3 separate regions of the Homo sapiens genome follow, and all the other regions are linked to region 3. Evidence: chromatin loops called from intact Hi-C (ENCODE). Cell type or tissue: dorsolateral prefrontal cortex. All regions are shown on one strand.

Region 1 (2,500 bases), 290 kb before region 3:
GTGTAGCACCTCCATGTCCAGAAAATACCCCCGAGTTCAGCTCATCACACAGCCAAGGAAGGAGCTCCACACTGACACTAAGGGTGCATCCTGGGCTCCTTCATCAGGGCATGCCTCCAAAATATTTCTCCACGTCTCCTCCCTTTGCCCACCTGCATTGTCTCTGTGCCTCAGCCCCGGCTGGGGGCCTGCAAGGATCCCCTATCTCCTCTGCCCCTGCACGGCTGGGTCCAAGGCCATCTGTCCACCCACCACACCTCTCTCACCTTGCCCACCACGCTCCAGCCCCACCGTCCTCTTTCTGCTTCTTTCCCAGCCTCTGGGCTTTTGCACACGCTGTTCCCTCTGCCTGAACACCCTCCACTGGGCTGAGAACAACTCTCTGAGACCTCTCTCAGCTGTTGCTTCCTTTGGAACAGCCGCTGCTGCTGTCCCTCTCCCAGCTCCAAGACCTGCTGAGCCTCCTGTCTTTTTTAGTTCCCATGCACCCAGCACTTCTCCTTGGCCTCCTTTGGCCCAATTGACAATGTCCATTCTCAATGCCTTCTCACCCAGTGCTGAGCCCCACTGGGTGAAGGCAATGCCTGTCATGTTCACCACAATATCCCCTCCCCCATCACCACGCCTGGTCCACAGTGATGCTCAGAAAAGATCTGTTGGTAGGCAATGCGAAGGTGCATTCATGTCATCCTGCAGGCGGAATTCTCCACGAGTTTTGAGCAGCCTCGGTTTTCCCACCACCTCCAAATCATGGAAGACACAGGGTAAGAGCAAAGACAAGGTGGCTGTGGCCAATGTCCACCCTCTCGGGGCGTCCCTTCTCTTCCTCCTCCTTGAGCAGGGAGACCATCGGGGTGCAACCTGGCTGGGGTGGCGAGGAGGTGCAGGGCCTGGCCAGAGCGGGCCTGGCCACGGGCAAGGGACAGCGACCTCCTGGGCCAGGACGGGTGAGAGCGGCGCAGGCCCGGGCCCGGCGTGGTGGCGGTGCGCGTGAGCGGCCAGCAGAGGGCGCCAGAGGACCACGAGCGGCCCGCGGAGGAGCCCGCGCCGCCCCGATGCCCAGCTCCGCGCCGCGCGGACCCACCGAGCCCGCGCTCAGACGCCCCAGCTCCGCCGAGAGGCCGCTTGCGCAGGCTCCTTCTTCTTCCGCAAGTGTAGGCAGAGCCCCCGGAGCCATGGCCAGCCCTTCCCGCAGCTCCGAAGCCACTGGCAAGCCCCGAGGCAGGGATGGCCGGCCCAGGAGGGAGGAGGACGACGTCCCTCCCGAAGAGAAGAGGCTGCGGCTCTTGCTGGAGGGGGGAAGCGCACAGCCCCAGGACGGCGAGGACGGGGAGGACGCGCCGCGGCCGGGCAGGGTGGAGACCGGCACCCAGACAGGTGGCGACGGCAGAGGAGTAAGTGACGCGGGCGCGGGGGTCCGGGGGTGCCGGGTGCGCGGGGATGCGGGGAACGAGGGGTAGGGGCGGCGAGAGGCTCCGTGGCCTGCCCCGGGTTGAAGTTGGGAGGGCGGCCTTCATTCTGAACCCATTTAGGCAGCACGGGCAGCCCTCCTCGCCGTGGGCTGCATCAGAGCCCCCCCTGCCCAGTCTTGGGGTTGCTCCCGGATGCTGTCTGGGAGGCTTGGTCATGGTGACATCCTCATCTCCCCGTGCACGTTACCGCATTCGGAGCTTGGGTCACCTGGACACTGAACTCAGGCGAATTTTCTCTGAGATCCCGGGAGAAGGAGGACAGTTCTTTGGAAGGTTTTGCAGGGCCGATCACGGAAAGGATGAGAAGGGAGAGGTCCTGGTCGGGGACACAATTACAGTGGCAGTGTAACACCAGGAAACTTTATTGCGTGAAGTCCTTCTCACTCCCTCTACCTCCTTCTTTTACGTGGACTCTGCCAAAGACCAGGATACCAGAATGCAGTGGAGTGACCAAGTGTAGTGGGATCTTGGGAACGCGAGTCTGGAGCCAGGCGGCTGGGGTTTGCATCCTGGTTCTGCCCCTCCTTAGCTGGCTGACATGGCACAAGCCACTTACCCTCTCTGAGCCTTACTGTCTTCAGTGGCAAATGGATCTGTCAACGGGCCCCATTGCCTGGGGTTGTTACTGCTGAGATTAAGGGATGCTCGTCCATAGAAGCACTTAGCGTTGTGCCTGGCACATAGTGTATGGTGGATAAATGGGACTTAGGACTAAAACTCATGCCTTGGTGTGTTTTTGCAGTGATGTTTTGTTCTGGGGTGCATCACAAGAGACAAGGTTCCTGGCCGGGCATGGTGGCTCAAGCCAATAATCCCAGCACTTTGAGAGGCCGAAGGGGGACGATCGCTTGAGCCCAGGAGTTTAAGACCAGCCTGGGCAACATGGCGAAGCCTCATATCTACCAAAAAAAAAAAAAAAAAAAAAAAAAAAAAAAAAAAAAAAAAAGCCAGGTATGGTGGTGTGTGCCTGTAGTCCCAAGTACTTGGGAGGCTGAGGTGGGAGGATTACTAGAGCCTGGAAGGTCGGG
Region 2 (2,500 bases), 56 kb before region 3:
CTACCACGAGAACAGCATGGGAAAAACTGCCCCCATGATTCAGTTATCGCCACTGGGTCCCCCCACAACATGTGGGAATTATGGGAGTACAATTTGAGGTGAGATTTGGGCGGGGACACAGAGCCGAACCATATCAGAAGCCTTCACCTGGATCTCTAAAGATGTATGGAAAAGCCTGTATGTCCAGTAGAAGTCTGCTGGGGTGGAGACTTCATGGCGAATGTCTACTACAGCAATGCAGATGGAAAATGTGGGGTTGGAGCCCCCACAGAGTCCACACTGGGGCACTGCCTAGTGGAGCTCTGAGAAGACAGCCACCATCTTCCAGACCCGAGAATGGTAGATCCACTGACAGCTTGCACCCTGAGCCTGGAAAAGCTGCAGGCACTCAACACTGGCCCTTGTCAGCAGCCATGGGGACTGACCCTTGTATCCAAAAGAAAATAAATTGTTCTACCATAAAGATGTGTGCACTCATATATTTATTATAGCATTATTTGCAATAGCAAAGACATGGAATCAACCTAGATGCCCATCAATGTTAGAGTGGATAGAGAAAATACAGTATATGTACACCATGGAATACTATGCAACTGTAAAAAAATTATGTCCTTTGCACCAACATAGATGAAGCTGGAGGCCATTATTCTAAAATAATGCAGGAAGAGAAAACCAAATACCATATGTTCTTAATTATAAGTGAGAACAAAGCATTGGTTACACATGGACGTAAAGATCGGAACAACAGATACTGGGGACTACTAGAGGGGGAAGGGAAGGTGGGGACAAAGGCCTGAAAAACTATCTATTGGGTATTATGTTTTCTATCTGGGTTACAAGATCATTCATACTCCTCAGCATCACACAATGTGCCAATGTAAAAACCTGCACATGCATCTCCTAAATCTAAAATAAAAGTTGAATTTTTTTTTTAAATGGGCAAAGATCTGGCTAACACGATGAAACCTTGTCTCCACTAAAAAAAAAAAAAAAAAAAAAAAAATTTAGCTGGGCGTGGTGGCAGGTGCCTGTAGTCCCAGCTACTTGGGAGGCTGAGGCAGGAGAATGGTGTGAACCTGGGAGGTGGAGCTTGCAGTGAGCCGAGATCACGCCACTGCACTCCAGCCTGGGTGACAGAGCGAGACTCCATCTCAAAAAAAAAAAAAAAAAAAAAATGGGCAAAGATCTGAGTAGACATTTCCCAGAAGAACGGATACAAATGGCCAACAACTATATGAAAAAATTCTTACCATCTCTAATCATCAGGGTGATGCAAATAAAAACCACCATGAAATATCACCTGATAACTCTTAGAATAGCTATTATCAAAAAGATGTATAACAAGTATTAGTGAGGATGTGGAGAAAACCCTTGTATACTTGTGGTGGATATACAAATTACTATGTCCATTTCAGATAATAGTATGAAGGTTTCTCAAAATTTTTTTAAATAAAACTACCTGCTGATGAGGCCGTTGAGATATAAGAACACTTTTACACTGTTGGTGGGAATGTAAATTAGTTCAACTATTGTGGAAGACAGTATGGTGATTCCTCAAAGACCTACAACCAGAAATACCACTTGACCCAGCAATCCCATTACTAGGTATATACCCAAAGGAATATAAATCATTCTATTATAAAGATACATGCACACATATGTTCATTGCAGCACTATTCACAATAGCAAAGACATGGAATCAACCCAAATGTCCATCAGTGACAGACTGGATAAAGAAAATGTGGTACATATACACCATGGAATACTATGCAGCCATAAAAAGGAATGAGATCATGTTCTTTGGAGGAACATGAATGGAACTGGAAGCCATTATCCTCAGCAAACTAACCCACGAACAGAAAACCAAACACTGCACATTCTAACTTACAAGTGGGAGCAGAACGGTGAGAACACATGGATATTAGGAGGGGAACAACACACACTGGGGCCTGTTGGGAGGCAGGTGGAGGGAGAGTATCAGGATAAATGGCTAATACATATACGCAATGGAATATTATTCAGTGTTACATAATAATGAAACCCTGTCATTTGTGACAACATGGATGGACTTGGAGGGCATTATGTTATATGAAATAGGCCAACCACAGAATGACAATTACTATATGATTTCACTTGTATTTGAAATCTAAAATAGACAAACTCACAAAAGCAGAGAGTAGAATGGTGGTTGCCAGGGGCCCTGGTGCTGGGGAAATGGGTAGATGTGGTTAGAGCACAAAGTTTCAGATATACCACGTAAGTAAGTTCTGGAGGTCTCGTTTACAGCATAGTGCTTACAGCTAAGAATACTGTATTGCATACTTAAAATTTGCTAAAAGGGTAGATTTTGTATTCTTACCAATATTTCTTTCCAAAATAAAAATAATAATAAAGGGGGGGACTCAGGGAGGTGAAGGATATGTTTATAATCTTGATGGTAGTGATGTGTTCATGGTGTGTACTTATCCCCAAGCTCACTGAGATGCACACCTTAAATATT
Region 3 (2,500 bases):
GGGTTTCTTACTTATGTGAAAAGGTATATACTATAAAAGCTATAAAAGGGGTTGAGCAGGATTACAAAGACAGAATAAGAATTTAAATCCTTACTATGGAATCAGTCTGAAATATGTTTCAGAAGCATGTCTCCCTGTCATCCCTTACTCCCCGTTTCTCCTCTATCAGATGACTCTTCCTACTTCCTGCCCCAATCTTGGGGCATCTACCTCACTTCTAAGACAATAAAAAAAGAACTCCTGTCATTTCGCCCTTACACCATCCCATTACACACCTGGAGAGCCAGAATTAGAAGCAGTACTAGTACCAGCAACAAATATTTAAACGGCACTTACCATATTCCAGGCCCTGTTCTAGGGACTTCAATTACTTTATATATTTTTTAGAGACAGTGTCTCACTCTGTCACCCCAAGCTGGAGTACAGTGGCACCATCATAGCTCACTGTAACCTCAAAATCCTGGGCTCAAGCGATTCTCCCACCGTAGGCTCCTAAAGCACTGGCATTACAGAAGTGAGCCACCATGGCCAGCTAAGCAATTTAATTTTAAAATTTGTTTTAAAGTCACAATATTCCATAGGTACTATTTTAATTTCGTATATGAGGAAACTGAGGCAAACAAAGTTTAACTAATTTTTCCAAGGTCAAAAAGCCAGTAAGTGGCAGAGACAAATTTTGTAGCAAAGTAGTCTGTCTTCTCCCAAATCCATGTTCCTGACCACTACTCTTTACTGCCCATTAATCCTCTATTATGGGTGGAGCTAGGAGGAGGGGGTGTCATTAAAATTAAGTATATTCCCCATTCAAGTATTTATTAAAGTATTAAAGTATGAAGAAGGGATCATTTGGTACTTCATTTTCTGCCTGCCCAAACAGCTATTTTTCTACATTCTCAACAAACTTTGGATCAGTTACAGGCTTAGACCAGACTAAATGCCCCCATCCAGTCTTCATTTCTTTCTTTTTAAATGCTTCCCCTGTTCTCGTCCTATCTTAGATTGTTGAAAAAGAAAATAAAAAATAAAAAACAAATGCTTCCCCTGCCACCAGGAGTCTGAGCAAATTCCTACAACTATTTCAGTTGCTAGGAGGAGCATGCCCTCTAGTGGTCGCATGCTAATATGCAGCCAGATGCAGCACTGACACAAAGTGCTTCAATGACTTTTTTTTCCAATAATAGGTACGTTGGCAGAATACAAATAGTAGGAACAAAGAAAATGTTGAAAAGCAAGTCAAAAAATCCATAGTGGGTCTTAATGCATTATTTTGTTTAATTGAGGGGATGATGTTATCCTTAGATTGATGGGGCAGAACATGAAGTCACAATGGACAATTATTTCACTACTGGCTCAGATGCAGGCAATTTAAGTATACCAGAGCTTTTTTGAAAATATACCACCCTGTATTGTAGGTCTTTGAAAAGGAAACTGAAGATGACAGTTCTAGCAAAATTTTGAAATAAATGTCAAACCATAAAAATGCTGTGAAAACCATCTATATAAACCCAGGCTAAGGACCCACAAGTAAATAAAATTCTCCCTCTTTCCTTCCTTTGAATATGTGACTGATGGAGAATATGTGATTGATGGAGAACTCCTGAACATTAGTCCTATAGTCACATATGTATTTCCTTCATGTACAATTCAGAGGCAATTTAAAAAATGGTTTTTGAAAAGGCTACAAAAAAACTAAAACATGAGCAAAGTGCAATGCAATTTTAGCCACTTATAATTAAAATGAGACGGTAAACTACCAAATGTATCAGCAACTCTACTACATGGTACCTGGTGTTCCATCCCCAGGCCAAAAAGTCTATATACCAAAGTAAAATCTGTCTTCATTACTACTTACTTGGTTCTCTCATATTGACTGGCTCTGAAGCACAAAAATGAGATTTTCTTCACTCAAAACCATACAATTGCATGGAAATTAAACAACCTGCTCCTGAGTGACTTTTGGGTAAACAATAAAATTAAGGTGGAAATCAAGAAATTCTTTGAAACTAATGAGAAATATACAATATACCAGAATCTCTGGGACACAGCTAAAGCAGTTGTTAAGAGGGAAATTTATAGTGCTACATGCCCACATCAAAAGGTTAGAAAGATCTCAAATTAACAACCTAACACCACTCCTAGAGGAACTAGAGAAACAAGAGCAAACCAATCCCAAAGCTAACAGAAATCAAGAAATAACCAAAATCAGAGCTGAACTGAAGAAACTGAGTAGCAAAAAGCCATACAAAAGATCAAGAAATCCCACAGTTTGTTTTTTAAAACAACAAAGATTAATAGACCACTAGCTAGACTAATAAAGGAAAAAAAAAAAAAGCAGAAGATCGATATAAATACAATCAGAATGACAAAAAGGGCATTACCATTGGCCCCACAGAAATACAAAAAACCCTCAGAGACTATTATGAACACCTCTATGCACACAAACTAGAAAACCTAGAAAAACTAGAAATGGACAAATTCTTGGAAACATGCAACCTCCCAA

What was found. Peaks named below come from ENCODE experiments on the same cell type or tissue, not always from the same donor. Only the 100,000 strongest peaks of a DNase experiment are listed, where the experiment ranks them.
Region 1: it touches region 3 in a loop (6-fold over the local background); 13 of 110 quality-filtered maps call a loop at or near these places.
Region 2: it touches region 3 in a loop (2.1-fold over the local background); 8 of 110 quality-filtered maps call a loop at or near these places.

What each region holds. Positions count from the first base shown.
Region 1 is chr12:8,395,317-8,397,816 of GRCh38, reverse strand. No RefSeq gene overlaps it. Among named protein-coding and RNA genes, the nearest start is that of LINC00937, 5.8 kb to the right of the region's middle. RefSeq lists enhancers at 1-82, 83-584, 877-926, 1,047-1,306. In dorsolateral prefrontal cortex, a CTCF peak has its summit at 967 (motif pointing right); a DNase peak (open chromatin) is centred at 986; H3K4me3 peaks cover 770 bases.
Region 2 is chr12:8,163,954-8,166,453 of GRCh38, reverse strand. All of the region lies in intron 1 of ZNF705A (zinc finger protein 705A), which reads right to left. Among named protein-coding and RNA genes, the nearest start is that of ZNF705A, 8.2 kb to the right of the region's middle. In dorsolateral prefrontal cortex, no CTCF peak of the experiment used is centred here; no DNase peak of the experiment used is centred here.
Region 3 is chr12:8,107,603-8,110,102 of GRCh38, reverse strand. It overlaps a transcript of CLEC4A not described here. Among named protein-coding and RNA genes, the nearest start is that of CLEC4A, 15 kb to the left of the region's middle. In dorsolateral prefrontal cortex, CTCF peaks have their summits at 876 and 1,078 (motif pointing left); a DNase peak (open chromatin) is centred at 1,102; H3K4me3 peaks cover 557 bases; H3K27ac peaks cover 412 bases.